2 separate regions of the Mus musculus genome follow, and region 2 is linked to region 1. Evidence: chromatin loops called from intact Hi-C (ENCODE). Cell type or tissue: heart. All regions are shown on one strand.

Region 1 (8,000 bases):
ATATATTCAACACCCCCATTCTTCAGAGGGAAAAGCAGAGCTCCACCAGGAGACCAGCTGTCTGAAGTCACATGGCAGTTGAGCACCAGAACTGGGGACAAAACCTTGGCATTTTGCCTTGCAACTTAAAAAATAAAAAGACTATTTTTTTTTTTTAAAGAATCAGTCCTAGGATAAGACTTTTTATTCCAATTTAAGTTAGAAAGATGACAATAAAGGGACAGTCACTGCCTGAGATATAGGGACTAGAGTCCTGACTCCTCCACTTCTGGGTCAGGTAACAAGCCCTTTTACCTTCCCAATGCAGTCTCCATGGATTGTGCCTATCACAAGGCACACACAGAGACTGATTTTACACACCAGGGGCAGGTAGTACCAGCAAGGCAGTGACTTAAGACATGGCCATGAGACAGGCCCTCCTGGCTCTTCTTTTTTTTTTTTTTCTTTTATATATATAAAAAAAGATTTATTTATTTTATGTATATGAGTACACTGTAGCTGTACTGATGGTTGTGAGCCTTAACGTGGTTGCTGGGAACAAGGCTCTTCTTTTTTTCTTTTATACATAAAAAAAGATTTATTTAATGTATATGAGTACACTGTAGCTGTACTGATGGTTGTGAGCCTTAATGTGGTTGCTGGGAACAAAGGTTGCCCACTCCGGTCGGTCCCACTCACTCTGGCCTAAAGATTTATTCATTATTAAATCTAAGTACACTGTAGCTGTCTTCAGACACACCAGAAGAGGGCGTCAGATCTCATTAAGGATGGTTGTGAGCCACCATGTGGTTTCTGGGATTTGAACTCAGGACCTTCAGAAGAGCAGTCAGTGCTCTTAACGGCTGAGCCATTTCTCCAGCCCCCTCCTGGCTTTTCTTGACTTTCACCTTAACTGTAAGATGCAGGGACTATGATATCTAGTCTCACTCCCTGTTCCAAAGTTCTAGAACATCCTAGAGCCCTTGATAGCAGACCCCAGCTCTCAGCAGAACCTTTCAACTAGGACCTTTGTGCTCCACGCAGAGAAAAGCAGCCGTGGCTCACCACATGCTGGCTGACTTTGTTTTCAGGCACCACTAGCAGGGTCCAACCTTAAATAATAAATGGCACACAGAAAATTCAAACGTTCCCCAGCACAAGCACCTCTCTGGGCATACCAACTTATTTTCACACACCGAGGAGAAGCAAGATGGCACTGGGGATTCTGGAGAGGTGGGCACACTTCTTAACCAGATGGGAGTGGACGAGTCCTGGGCACCTGCTCTGTACCCTCTCAGGGAAGCTTTCTCTCTGGGACTCTCAAAAGGCAGGTTGACAGTTTACAAAGCATATGCCTCACTTGATCTTCATGACACCCCTTGGTACCACTACCCCCATTCACCATCCCTTTTACAGATGGAACACCTGAGACTTAAGTGCAAGGGTCACAGGCAAAGTCAAACTTTTTAGAGCTGGTCTAATCAAGATTTCAGAGTCTAAGACAGCCAGATACAATAATCAAGAGTATCATTGTAAGGGCGATTCCTCTCCGATTCATCCTGGTCTCAGTAAGACCAAGTTTTACAGACCTCTGTTCACCTGCCCACTCAGGGTAGCTTGAAAAGTTCTGACCACAACCATATAGCCCAGCTGTCTAAGAAGCCACACCCCCTGCAAAATTTCATTACTCAAGTTGGCAAGAACGCAGCCCCCACCCCCAGCTGGGTCTAAATAAACGCCCAAGTGATATCACATCCTGCTGTCGGCTCCAAAATAGCCCAGGCCTGCCCACAAGCGATCACAAAGTGCCAGGCCATGCAGGGCCAAACCAGCAGGGATACCCAGCCCAGGGCGCACTCCACACACTTAAGCAACTCAAGCAGAAGCCTCAGGGCAGGAAGGCCCTTTCCCCCCAACCCCCTCGCCAGACAGCCTGGCCCCACCATCCTTGTTCCCCTGGTCCAGAGGCCCCACAGCCTCATTACCCCAGCGCCAGCCCCTGCCCCAGCGCCAACCCCATGGAGCCTCTGCCGCGGCCAGCCTGCGGGATGACTCCGCCCGGCCCGACCCGGACACCCCACCACTCACATTGCTTCAAGAGCTCCAGACACAAAGCCATGAGGGCCGGATGGGGGTCAGAGACCCAGAGACCCGGCAGAGACAGAAAAGGGAGAGGGAGTGACAAGGAGCAGAGAAAAGGGGCGACAGGGGATCGGGCAGAGAAGCAAAGGAGCAAGAGCCCCGGGCAGAGAAGGCTGAGGCAGGCGTTAGAGACAGCAATGAGACCACCGACACAGACGCGTGAAAGAAGCAGGGAGAGCAAGGGGGGTGGGGGGGACCGGGTCCAGAGAAGTGGGACGCTCGGAGAACAAGGAGAGACAGTGACAGCGACAGCGGACAAATCCAGGAAAGGCAGAGGTTCTTAAGTTAGGGAGCTGGGGAGACACTGGGGGTTCAAGGAGACCACTAAGGGATGTAAAAGGTTCTGATAGCTATGGGAGGCTCCGGAGAAGTGGGAAACCCTCCGGGAAATGCGGACTAGGTGGAGATAACCCCCAGGAAATCAGGGGCACATGCATCAAGAAGGACCCTCAAGATGTGTGGTAAGCTCAGGAAAGGCCTGGGGGAGTGGAGTGTGTTCTGAAGGAGAGGCCCCAAAAGATCTAGGGAGTCCAGAAGAATGGGGGTGCCAGAACCCGTGGCTGTAAGAGAGGAGAGGAGCGCTGGGAGAGGGGACCCGAGATCCTGGAGCGAGGGAGGGGCCGAGAGCGCGAGAGCAGAGACAAAGAGACAGCGAGCTAGGGAGAGACAAAGCGGGCTCAGCGGAGACACGGGCCCGAGGGCCAGTGGCCCGACAGAAGGACGGAAGCGCGGGCGAGCGGGCGGACGGACAGACGGACAGACGGGAAGACGGGGCAGGGCAGGGCCGGGCGGAGGCGGCGCCCGTCTCCTCGCGGGGCCGCGGCTGCTCCGGGTGGCGCTGGGCGGGCCCCGGGCGTCCGGGCTGAGGAGGCGGCGGCGGCGGCGGCGACGACGTGGGTCGGACAGACGGACGGAGTGACGGATGGACTGGCGGCAGCTGCGGCCAGCGGCGGGCACTCACCCTCCTCCCTCACGCGGCCCGGCCCGAGGCTCCGGTTTTGTACGCCCGAGAGGCGGGGCCTCCGGGTTAAAGCCCCGCGCCGGCCCCGCCCCTCGCGTCAGCCGCGCGCGCGTCGCCCGGGATTCCGGGGCCGCCAGGGGGCGCGCGCAAGCGGGACACAGCGCAAGCGCGCACGCGTACCGCGCGGCCCACGCCCTGGCCGGCCGGTCTTGAAAGGGAGTGCGCGCCCGCGCCAACTCGCGCATGCCCGAGTGAGGGGCTCCGCCCTCTCGAACCGCCCCGCCAAACCGGTTCCAGCTGGAACGCAATGCGTGGTCTGTACGGGAGTTGGAGTGGCCGTCCGTCCCTGCGGGCTCACCCTGGTGGCGACGCCTCGCTGTAGGTAGGGAAACTGAGGCTGAGGAGAGAGCCCACCGTGGGCTTTCTGTCCCGCACGCGGGTCCTAGCTACTCAGCCGCGCAGTTTCTAGTTGCCTCTTTGCCTCATCCCTTGCTGTGCTCCCAAGGGTCCTAAGGACGGGTTCAGTATCCCACTTGTGTGACCTTAGGTTAGATGCTTAACCTTTCTGTGCCTCTGTAAAATGTGACAACCGAGTGAGCCCCCTCCCCGCCCACAGACTGACAGTCCATTTACAGAAGGTTCTGCCAAGCACAGATCTTTGCTGCCTGGCAAGCCCGCTGGTTGCCTGCTTTCTGTACTGGGATCTGACAGAGGACTGTGGGAAATGAAGAAGGTAACACTGTTTCCAGTCTACCTTTTGCATTAAGACACAATAATGGCAAAAGCAACAAACTTACTTGATGCCAGCACTGTGCTAAGCACTCTAAAAGCAGGAGTTGGCTACACCATGCTATTCAGTTTCATTTGCTTTAGGTGAAAATACAAAGTAAATTCTTGAATGGCTATGACACCTCATGTGTTGCTGTGTCCTTTCGATTCAGTAACACTTCTTGCATAACCTTGGGCAAGTCCCCCTTTCTCTTTGGGATTCCCCAGTGCTGAGTATCCCCTGGAGAGAAACCAGGCAGAGACAGAATTTTCACCAGCAAGTCTTTGACCCTTTGATCCAGCTCACTCTCTTGAACAGAAGAACTAACTCACTGGCAGCTTCAATTTGGACTTCACCAAGTCTGAGACCTTGGTCCTAGAGGAATGTCAGCACCCTTCTCTGTTGGTCACCCCCCTCCCAGCCCCCCGCCTCAGGTCCTGTAAGGTGTGTATGGGGACGATTTTGTGACTGACTGAGTCCTTGCCCAAGTCAGGCTAGCATAGAGGAGCAGTTGGCTGACCCAGGCCTGAGGTGTAACACTGGCACATAGGCCTCAGACCCTCCTGCATGAGCCTGGGCTTCTAGGAGAGGGTAAAGGGTCCTTTCCAGATAGACTGGCAGCTGGTTTCCCCTTTGGGTCACCATTTTGGTAAATCCCTTGAAAACTTGAAGCCGGGCGTGGTGGTGCACGCCTTTAATCCCAGCACTTGGGAGGCAGAGGTAGGCGGATTTCTGAGTTCGAGGCCAGCCTGGTCTACAGAGTGAGTGCCAGGACAGCCAGGACTATACAGAGAAACCCTGTCTCGAAAAACCAAAAAAAAAAAAAAAAAAAGAAAGAAAGAAAGAAGGAAAGAAAGAAAAGAAAATTTGAACAGTGAAAAGCTGTGCATTCCTGCTTTTGTGTGTCAACTTGACACAAGCTAGAGTCATCAGAGAGGAAGGAGCCTCAGGTGAGGAAATGCCTCCATGAGATCCAGCTATAAGGCATTTCCCCAATTAGTGATCAGTCGGGGAGGGCCCAGTTCATGGTGGTCCTGGGTTCTATAAGAAAGCAGGCTGAGCAAACCAGGGGAAGCCAGCCAGTAAGCAGCAAGGTCCATGGCCTCTGCACCAGCTCCTGCCTCCGGGTTCCAGCCCTGCTCGAGTTCCTGTCCTGACTTCCTCCAATGATGGTCTGTGATCTGGAAGCCAAATAAACCCTTTCCTCCCACACTTGCTTTTTGGTCATGGTGTTGTCGTCACAGCAACAGAAACCCTCACTAGGACAATCTGGGACGGGGACATGGCGGAATGTAAGGAGGAAGCCTGCCTTGTGCCCAGTGCTCTGAGCAGAGGTGCCTGTTTCAGCAGTAGGAAATGCTGGCAGTTGTCCAAGAAAGGCCTCCTGAATCCTACTCCCTCTGACCCTATGGCCCGGAGAGGACCAGTGTCCCCTGCCTGACCAGTATGACAGCCTCTAATCATCTTGTTCCCACTGCCAGATGATTCTCTGTTCTTTGTCAAGTCCTTGTGTGGCTTCCTTCCTAACCCCACAGGACAATGAAGAACCCAAGGCTCTGAGAAACATCTCCTTGACCTATTTTCTGAATAACCTTGACTGTGACACTTCCTCTAGGCTGTAGTGGCTTTGTGAACCATCCCACCCGCTGCTGTGATTGTGTGTGTGTGTGTGTGTGTGTGTGTGTGTGTGTGTGTGTGTGACTAGGTTAAGTCAGGAATGGCAGGTATGTGTAATTCTGGCCATAGCAGACATCACTAATTGGCAGTGATGCACTTACTCTACTTTAACTTAGATTAAATCTCAAACCTTAGCTTCAGGGGTAAGAAATGACACTCAAATTACAGGATGTTTGCCCCGACACTCTGGGGATTGGATGGGCTGAGCTGACAGGAATCTGCAGTGTGATAACCAGAGATTAGGGTGGACCAGGTTTGGGAGACCAGAACAAGGGATTTTGTCAGACTCCCTTCCTGTGTGTGTGCGTGCAGGGAAAGGAATGAAAGAAACCAGATGAGTTCTAAGGGATGAGAAAAAGGACAAAAAGAGGGGGAAAGCAGCCTGTGACTTGGATGGTCACAGATAAAGACCATTGGTCACAACCAAGATCTAGATAACCAATATGAGGCCCAGGGAGGGACACGTACCTCTTCAGTGCCACAACAGCACTGAAGAAAGTACCCTGGGCCTCTGAGCAGGAGCTGGAATGTTTTCTGGACTGGAACTTGTCCAACTCAGCCTGGAGCTTCCAATATGGGTGGAGAATGACCCTAAGTGTATGTATCTGTGTGTGTGTGTGTGTGTGTGTGTACACGCGCACACACAAGCTCTTGTGTGACCATATCACAATTGAAGATATAGAGAATGTAATTGGTAGGACCAGGGTGCCACACAGTAGTTCCCCCCACCCCCACGCCACTTGCTGAGGTCCCTGTGTGATATCTCAGCTTCTGAATCTGTGTGGTGTGATTCAGAGGGAGTGGGAGAGACACAGAAGGGAGGAGGGGAAAGCCCAAAACTGGGGAAAGGAAGAGAGACAGAGGGCTTTGGGAGAAACAGAAGGCGATGATTGGAGTGGGGGAGCTGAGGGAAGAGACGGCAGGGAGCCTTGTCACTGTTTTTGCTTCCTCTCAGGAGCATAAAGAAAGGAGAGGCAGGATGAGAGGCAGACCAAAGGGTCATATCCCGGCCCTCGTGCCCCCTCCCAGGTGTCCTCTGGCTGGGGAGGGGCGTGTACAAGTGGCAGCTGAGCCACCGCTGACCCGCCTGCCAGTCACCTGCCAGAGCTATTTCTGGAATGTGGAAACTGGGTCAGAAAGGAGGAGGGAGGAAGGCAGTGCTCACAACGGAGCTGGGAAGCTTCGAGTAGTGGGTGGGCAGCTACATGCCCCGCCCCCGCCGTGTCAGAGCAGTTGGTTCTGCTAGGTGCCCACTGCCTTAGGAGCTCCCCTGCACCCCCATCTTCACACCTGCCTGCATCTGGTCTGTGAGCACATGCGCTCCTTGGAGAAACAAAGAGCTCCATGCCTCTCTGCAACTCGGGTTCTGAGTAGGGAGACTGGCTGTGTTGGTGTGTGCCTGCGTAGAGGTGGGTGATTATAAGCAGAACTTCCATGTATGGTTGTACAAGTTTTACACAGATTAAGGATGCGCTCGTATGTGGAGTGCTATTCACAATATAGACATGATGAAATTATGTAATTGCTATGACTCCCCCGCCACCCCCCCCACCCCCCCACCCCACCCCCGGCAGATAGAAAGCAAAGGACCTTATTCTAATAGAAACTGTATCCTGGTGACTTTTCAGCAGATGGTGGCAGAGTGTCATAAGGGGCAGTGTCCTTTTCTTAACTCGGCACAAAAGTACTACATGGACCAGCTGCAGCTCTGGCCAGAAGCCTGGCGATCTGGTGGCTCCGGCTCTCCTAGGTGGCAGGTGAGTGTGCCTGCTGAGCCTGAGAGGAGCAGATATGTGGGGTCACTGTGGGGACCTGCGCTGTTTCTAAGGCATGCTTTCTTCACAGGTGTCTGGGTGTGAGCTTTGATGGAGACACACAGGCATGTGCTTGGTGTGCAGGGGCGTGTTGAGTTAGGTATGCACATGTATATAGGAGAGTATCAGTGTACATCTGTCTTCACATCTTTGGGAGTGTGACACACTTACCCGTGTGTGCACATACACATGTGGATGGGTGTGTCTAAGTTGGGTATCATTTTCGGTCTGTACCTTACTTTTGAGAAACTCACCAATTTGGCTTGGCTGGCCGACTGGTTATGGATCCACTGTTTTTGCCCCCTCAGAGATAGGATTACAGCCTGTGATGGTTTAAATGAGAATGGTCCCCGGAGGCTTATATATTTGTATATTTAGTCCCTAGCTATTGGGCTTTTGAGAAGGATTAGAAGAATTAGGAGGCGTGGCCTTAATAAGGAGGAAGTGTGTCATTGGGGTGGACTTTGAGGTTTCAAAAGTGCATGCCAGACCCAGTGTCTGTCTCCCTGTCTCTGTCTCTATGTCTATCTCTGTCTCTCTTTGTCTCTGTCTCTCCTCCCCCCCCCCCGCCCACTTCCTTAGGATCAAGATGTAAAACTCTCAACTACTTCTGCCACACCATGCCTACCTGCCTGCTGCCACGCTCCCCACCATGATG
Region 2 (8,000 bases), 140 kb before region 1:
AAAAAGCAGCCTTCTTCCTTCCTTCTGTAAGAGCTTACTCACAGTTCCAACTTAACTGCCTTTAAATGCAGTTTCACCGGCACAGACTTGCTTTCACTAACTGCTTAGCCCGAACCATGAGCAGGTGTCATGGCTGCTGTCGTTGGCCAGGAGGAAAGTAAAATGTGCAAAGTCAGGCCTCCACTTTTAAAATGTAGGGACCTAGAAAGTAACTCCTGCCAAGGCCAAGGGCTGTTTATCAAGCAAAATGCAAAGCAAAAACAAAACCAAACCAAAACAACAAAAAGGTCATCAACTACAAAGCTCCTCTACTTCCCAAACTTCCACATAGGCCACAGTTGTTGCCAATAACATAACCGCTCAAAAGAAGGCATGTTAGAGCCATGAATAAACAGACTGGCCCAGTCTTAGGACAGTACGCCAACATGAGATGCTCCCAGGCCGAGGAACTAAGAACACTGCAGCCCAGGAGTGCTAATGCTCACTTCTTTGCTTTAGTAATCAGATGCACACAGTGCCAGTCATAAAAGGAAAACAGAGCCAACCAAGCATGTTGATGCACGCCTGTAATCACCAACAGCACTTGGGAAAAGGAGGCAAAAGGAGCAGGAGTCACGGGGCAACCTGGGCTACACGAGACCCTGTGCCTTTAAAAGAATTTTTTTTTAAATAAAAAATAGAAATGAGGATCCTGAACACTGTGTCTTGCTCACAATCCTAGCGCGTATAAGAGAGCTCCTGTAAGTTCTAAGCTCCAGAGTGAGACAAAAACCACAAGACTGTGATACCCAAGACTTACCCTGCTATTCCCAAGAAGCCTCGCAAGGGCAAAACGCCCCAAATGACACCCAAAACCAGAGCGATGATCTGTCGGAACCAGTAGATCACATCTAAAAATTCATCCTATAGAAAAGACACAATGTATGCGTTATCTGGAGTGGCTGCCACAGGACAGCTACAGGTGGAGAAGCAAAAGCTTATTAAATATTTCCTACAAACTCATTAAGTAGCCCTGGAATCTGCTATGTAAACTAGGCCTTGGGTCAAGAGTACTGAACTAAAGGTGTGGTTCACAATGTCTAGCTAAGCACATGGCTCTTTTCTTTTTTTTCTAAACTTATTTTATATGTATGTTTTATCTTTTTTTTTTAAAGATTTATTGATTATATGTAAGTACACTGTAGGTGTCTTCAGACACTACAGAAGAGGGAGTCAGATCTTGTTACGGATGGTTGTGAGCCACCATGTGGTTGCTGGGATTTGAACTCCGGACCTTCGGAAGAGCAGTCAGGTGCTCTTACCCACTGAGCCATCTCACCAGCCCTGTATGTTTTATCTTAATGTATGCATGAGCACCATGTATGTGCCTGCTGCCCATGGATGCTGGAACACTGGAACTCCTCAGAACTGGAGTTACAGACCGTTGTGACTCACCATATGGGTGCTTGGATTGGAGCCCACTCTAAACTGCTGAGGCCTCTCTAGTCCCCATATGTGGTTCTTTTTTGTTGTTGTTTTCGAGGCAGGGTTTCTCTGTGTAGCTCTGGCTGTCTTGGAATTCACTCTGTAGACCAGGCTGGCCTGCAACTCAGGGATTCCCCGACCTCTGCCTCCCAGTGCACTACCACCACCACCTTGCTCCATATGTGGTTCTTCTGTCATTCCTTCTACTAAAGTGTGATGGGAAACAATATATTTAGACTATTAAGTGACTAATTCCAGAGCCTGTTCTCTACCATATTTTAGAGAAGTCGTTACTTCTTTAAAAGAAGCTGCGTAAATAGAAGTTTGTTTTGAAGTGACAATGGGCACTGTGCTCCTGGCCACAGATAACCCTTGGCTGGCCAGCTAAGTTCTAGAGAGTCTCCAGGAAGAAAAACTATTAACTTCAGTTCCCACCCTTCCTGTACAGCGACTTTTGAGAAAGCCAGAGTTAGGAAAGTGTGGTGGTGGAGAAGTGTGTGCTTAGGCCTGTGCCAGCTCATCTAAGTTTCACCCAACAAAGAGCACTCAGGTTTGTGAACTGCCCTGGACTCCAGACACCAGTCCTTGGACCGGGGAAGATAAAAAATATGACACAGCAGTTCACAAAGACGACAGGTTTTGCAAGAGCTGGGCAGGGCTGGGGGCAGGCCAAGGGCACCTTCAGGAAGTACTCCCCCCCTCCATGGCGGAACTGAAGGGAGGGAAGCCCAATTTCAACAGTCCAAACAACGGAAGGAGTCCAAATATAGCATTCTTTTCAAACCATCTAGAATCGGGCTGAATGGTGACAGGCTTGAAGATCACAGAATGGAGCAATGATAGGAGGCGTCCAGGCTCAGATCCTCTGGAGATGACCAGCGAGTGCATCTTTAAGTCCCCAACCTCTTCTAACCCATGTCTAGCGACTTTCTTACTAACTCACACCCTCTTAAGGTGGTCTTAGAACCGGCTCTCGAATCTTAAAGCTCACAGGGCATGTCTTCTTTCTCATCTAAGCGAGCAAGGACAGAGCCACCCCTCGCAATGTGCAAAGTAAACGCACTTCAGGGATTCCGCACCCGGCACGTGCGCAGTCTTCAGAAGCGCTAACTACTCCGGATCCTGCGGAGCAAACGGCGGGGGATAGCAGGGGCTCCGCTCGCTCCACTACGCGCCGGCCCCCTTGGCACCCCGCTCCCTGCTCCCATGGCCGCGCCCGGCCGATTGGCCGGGGCGAGGGAGACCCGGGCCCGTCCTCCCTCGCCGGGCCTTCTGCACCTTGTCGTCCCAGGCCGCGTCGCTCCGCAGCACCTTGCTCCACACGGACACCTTGAGGGCCCCGTTGGCCAGCTGCGGCTGAGGCGGCTCCTCCTTCCGCCGCCCGCCGCTCATCCTCCCGTCGCGCCGCCCGAGCCGGGCGTGGGGCGCGCGGGCCAAGCCGAAGGGAGTCGGGGTCTGGGACCGCGGGACTCGGCGCGCGGGGCGGCAGCGGTAGTCCGGGCAGCGAGGGACAGTGGCCCGCCGAGGCTCTGCTCGCTCTGCCCAGCGGCCGGCTCGCTAAGCTCCACGGAGCAGGCGCCGCCGAGGGAGGGGCGGGGCCCTGATGACGTGCGCACGCAGCCAATCGGCGGCCACGCGGCGGTCGGCTCCGAAGCTCGGCGACGCCTCGACGCGAGCGTCCCCTCCGGTGGGCGGAAGTGACAGAAGCTTCCGGCGGACGCCAGGGGACGGTGAGCGAGAAGGGACAAGTGCGGCCCGGAGGCGATCTGTGCGCGAGGAGGCGCTGTGAAGACTGAGGCACAGCCCCTCCGAGGAAAGCCGAGATTGTACGTTTCCTTGCCGGCTGAGCCGCGGCTCGTCCCCCGGAGCGACACAAAGAAGAAGTGGCCTTGCATCCTGCTCCGCCTCCCGAGCCGGGTCCTTGGTCCCCGGAAGCCCTGGGCTGCCCCACTGGAGTTACCTTCTGTGCGTTCTCTCCTAAACCTACACGTTATTCACGACTTTGTTCATGACTATGGAAAACAAAACAAAAACAAAAACCAAACCAAAGTTCCCTCGCCTGGCGATGGTGCAAGCCTGTCTACCTGCTGGAGGATGGTAAGTCCCCGGTCACGACAACCTGTCTCAACGGGAAAAAAAACAATTCTGTGAACCCTAACGTCTCCTCTTGCTCAGCGTTCTCTTCTGAGATCCGAATGTGAAGCTGAGATCCCAAGAGAGAAATTCTTTCCTAAGGATGAGGCAAGTTGAAACCAGGGGAGAACCCCACTAGGGGGAATAGAAAAGTAGTAGGTGTCGGGCTAGCTACCCCGTCCTCACTGTGTGTTGTTAGCACTTCCCAGGATGTGTTTTGAAAGGACAGAAGGAGCAGCACCCCCTGCGAACTTGTACAAAGACACGTTGTGGTGTACACTGTGACTCGTCTGCAGTCCAAACCCGGGGAGGAATGTTAGGCTGGCCTGGCTACATTCCAAGATCCCGTGCCCCGTCTGACCTGGGTTACACAGCGAAGCTGGTCTAGCATACAGAGTGAGAGATGCTGCCTCAAACAGACAAATGAGCAAAATCAGTCCCATCCTCCAGATGGTGCCACACAGGATGTGCTATGCTAAGGGATATCACTAAAAAACAAAAGAAAAGAAAAACCCCCCAAGAATTGTTTATTATGTATACATCGTTCTGGCTGCATGTTTGCCTGCAGGCCAGAAGAGAGGTTACCAGATCACATTATAGATGGTTATGAGCTACCATGTGGTTGCTGGGAATTGAACTTAGAACCTCTGGAGGAGCAGCTAGTGTTCTTAATCTATGAGCCATCTCTCCAGCCCGGAACATCACTTTTATGCAGTGAGTTTATAAAGGCAAAGTAATTTGCCTGGAATCATTGAGTTAGTAGTTGGGTTTATTTTACTCTAAATCCGAGTTCTTTTCTTTTTAAAAATAATTATTTCATTCCATAGTATGGGTGTTTTGCCTGCAGTGTGTGTGTGTGTGTGTGTGTGTCTGTGTGTGCACCACTTTGTGTGCCTGCTGCCTAAGAGGGCGACATATCTCCTACAGATAGTTGGGCGCAGTCATTCAGGTGCTTGGAATTGATTTCTTTTTTAAAAGTTTATTTTATATGTGTGTGTATATATATATATATATGTGTGTGTGTGTGTGTGTGTGTGTGTATACACAAATATATATGTGTATATATATATACACACACACACACACACACATATGTACATATATATGCTGTTGCTGTCTTCAGACACACAGGAAGAGGGCATTGAATCCCATTACATATGGTTATGAGCCATGATGTGGGTGCTGGGAATTGAACTCAGGACCTCTGAAAGAGCAATCAGTGCTCTTAATTCTGTCCAGCCCGGAACTGAATTCCTAAGCCAGAATTCGTAAGCACTGTGCCATCTCTCTCCAGTCGTGTGTGTGTGTGTGTGTGTGTGTTCCTAAGCCAGAATTCGTAAGCACTGTGCCATCTCTCTCCAGTCGTGTGTGTGTGTGTGTGTGTGTGTGTGTGTGTGTGTGTGTGTGTGTGTGTGTGTGTGTGTGTGTGTGTGTGTGTGTGTGTGGTGTGTGTGTGTGTGTGTGTGTGTGTGTGTGTGTGTGTGTGTGTGTGTGTGAAATAGGATCTCACTATAGAGCCCTTGGCTGGCCTGGAGTTTGCTATATAGGCCAGGTTGATCTGAAACTTACACAGTTTCAGCTGTGTCTCCTTCCTCAGGGTACTGAGATTAAAAGCAGGCCTCACCATGCCAGCCTGTGTATGCTCTTAAAAAGTTATCTTGCCAAGTGTGGTTCCAGCATCAGACTGAAGAAGCAGGTGAATCTCTGTGAGTTTAAGGTCAGGCTGATCTACACAGCGAGTTCCGAGACAGCCAGGACTACATAGTGAGACCCTGTCTCATATCGCCCAAGTTTATTTTATTTATTTATGTGTATATTTTTGACTGAGTGTGTGCCCACATGTGCAGATGTGCTCATGTGGCGTACTTAGGACTGATTAATCATATTTTGAGTAATCTGGCATTTGGAAGATGGAGTCAGGAGGATCAAGAATTCAAGGCTAGCCTGAGCTGCAGAGTGACATTCAGTTGTTTTTCAGGTGGAACTGCCTTTAATCCCAGTACTTGAGCGACAGAGGCAGGTGGATCTCTGTGAGTTCAAGGCCAGCCTAGTCTACATAATATGTTCAAGACAGCCAGGGCTATATAAAGAAAAGAGACCCTGTTTCTTTTTTTTTTTTTTTGGTGACAGGGTTTCTCTGTATAGCCCTGGCTGTCCTGGAACTCACACTGTAGACCAGCCTGGCCTCGAACTCAGAAATCTGCCTGCCTCTGCCTCCCGATTGCTGGGATTAAAGGCGTGCGCCACTACGGCTTAGCCGCCGGAGTTCAGGAATTGGGGATAAAATTTGCATGCTCTTTTCTTGGTGTTAATGAAACTCAGGGTGTAGCCCAGGCTATGCAAGCCCTCTAACACTGAGCCACAGTTTCGCATTTATTTAGAGTTCATTTCTGTGTATTTGTGAAAGCTCTGATTCATTCTTTTGCATGGCATGTAGATTTTCAGTTTTCCAACTCTATCTGTTGAAACAACTATCAAGATCCCAGTCCCCTCCCAAAGAGTCTTTTCCACATTGCCCTCGGGCCCTTCTTGAGAATAATCTGACCATCTTCATGCATGTAAGGGTTCATTTATTTTAGGGTTCTCTGTCTATTAGTCAATAAAGGAGTCTTTTTTCATGCCAGTGCCACCGCTGTAACTTTGTAGGTTTTTTGTATTTTTGAGACGGGGTTTCTCTGTGTGGCCCTGGATGTCCTGAAACTCACTTTGTAGCCAGGCTGGCCTTGAACTCAGATCTGCCTGCCTCCTGAAGACATGTACCACCACTGCCCGGCATAACTGTGTAGTTTTTTTTTTTTTTGAAAATGATTTCATAGCCGGGCGTGGTGGCGCACGCCTTTGATCCCAGCACTCAGGAGGCAGAGGCAGGTAGATTTCTGAGTTCGAGGCCAGCCTGGTCTACAGAGTGAGTTCCAGGACAGCCAGGGCTACACAGAGAAACCCTGTCTCAAAAAACCAACCAACCAACCAACCAACCAAAGGATGATGTTGTATTTTGGTTCCTCCCACATCTCTATTCCAAGTGCCAGGATTATAGGTTCTCACTATCATGCCTGGTTAGTTTTATGTAGTAATAGGACTTGAACCCAGGGTTTCCTGCCTGCAAGCCCCCAGTGCAAGTATTACAGAACTGCACCAGCCCACCCAGCCCAGAACTCCTGCAAGTAGCTTTTACAGGAGAGAAAAACACCCACCAACTATTTATGTTATAGATTGTGAAGTTCAACTTTTAATTTTTTTTTTAAATTGTATGTGTGTGAGTACACTACAGCTGTCTTCAGACACACCAGAAGAGTGCATCGGATCCCATTACAGATGGTTGTGAGCAACCACGTGGTTGCTAAGAATTCAACTCAAGACCTCCGGAAGAGCAGTTAGTGTTCTTTAATTGCTGAGCCATCTCTTCAGCCCCTCAACTTTAAGTCTTAAATTTATCAAATTTTGATTTTTCATAGGAGTCAGGCAAGTTTATGAAGGTTGGGAGGGTCTGGGATCCTGCCGTGTAGCTCACGGTGATCAACAACTTAGATGTTAAGATCCACTGGAAACCCGGTCTGTGCTTCTGGTTTCCCCTGAAGCTGAGCTGGGTAAGCCCTAGCTTAGAAAGAGGGAGACTGACTTGTCCCCTTTTTGAGTTCTCGAAAGGCTTTCTTAGGAAGTGAAGAATCTGGCTGAATCCCAGGGCATCCATCTGGTTAAAATAAACATCTTGGGTGGTCTAAGATGGAGTCTAAGAACTTGATGAAGTCAGGTTTGGAGGTAGGAGTCAGATTTGGAAGTAGGGCACAATTTGTCTTTGTGAGGTTTTAGGATTTTAGCAAGTCAAACATGGCCTCAGCCATTAGACTATTTCCTTCCCACTAGACCGACCGCCCGTGTCCCTGACAGCTGCTTGCAGTGGAGTTGGAGCTGGCCTCAGATACACACTGATGGATTGCAGCAACCTGACGTACGGTGGGGAAGCCACCGCCCATGTTATTCGGTGAATAAAGACAGGGAAGAGTACTTGGGTAGCACATGCAGATTTGGTTCAGTCTGTGATGTGGAGTCCAGGAATGGGAGCGTAGGGATTACAGTGGAAAGTCCCAGGAAGGTGACCCTCAGGAGGGCTAAGAAGTCACAAGATTCAGGGAAGAACTTTCTTCTTTCTTATTTTATGTGCATTGCTGTCTTACCTGCATATGTCTGTGTGGTGGACCCCTGGAACTGGAGTTGCAGGCAGGTGTGGGCTGCCATGTGGGTGCTGAGAATTGAACTGGGATCTTCTGGAAGACGAGCCAATGCTCTTAACTGCTGAGCCATCTTTCCCAACCCGAGACCTTTTTTCTTTCTTGTAACTGTTAAGATTGGGAGTCTGGGGGCTAGCTGACTTGTAGTGTCCCTGGTAGGTGGCAAGTCTCTGG

What was found. Hi-C counts contacts between places; a loop is a spot of excess contacts. Peaks named below come from ENCODE experiments on the same cell type or tissue, not always from the same donor. Only the 100,000 strongest peaks of a DNase experiment are listed, where the experiment ranks them.
Region 2: it touches region 1 in a loop (4-fold over the local background); 9 of 42 quality-filtered maps call a loop at or near these places.

The regions. Positions count from the first base shown.
Region 1 is chr2:156,716,170-156,724,169 of GRCm38, reverse strand. The region is part of intron 7 of Dlgap4 (DLG associated protein 4); the gene reads right to left. 4930405A21Rik (RIKEN cDNA 4930405A21 gene) reads left to right here and starts at 3,261. Exons shown (of 4, transcript NR_040505.1): 1 at 3,261-3,464; 2 at 7,157-7,285; 3 at 7,925-8,000. In heart, CTCF peaks have their summits at 719 (motif pointing right), 1,791 and 3,223 (motif pointing right); DNase peaks (open chromatin) are centred at 1,769, 3,269, 5,109, 6,669 and 4 weaker places; H3K4me3 peaks cover 5,447 bases; H3K27ac peaks cover 5,531 bases.
Region 2 is chr2:156,858,160-156,866,159 of GRCm38, reverse strand. Rab5if (RAB5 interacting factor) reads right to left here and starts at 3,038. Exons shown (of 4, transcript NM_026124.3): 1 at 2,743-3,038; 2 at 800-903. The coding sequence starts at 2,856. 5430405H02Rik (RIKEN cDNA 5430405H02 gene) reads left to right here and starts at 3,215. Exons shown (of 3, transcript NR_027914.1): 1 at 3,215-3,561. In heart, a CTCF peak has its summit at 3,192; DNase peaks (open chromatin) are centred at 2,149, 3,139 and 3,859; H3K4me3 peaks cover 3,268 bases; H3K27ac peaks cover 2,966 bases.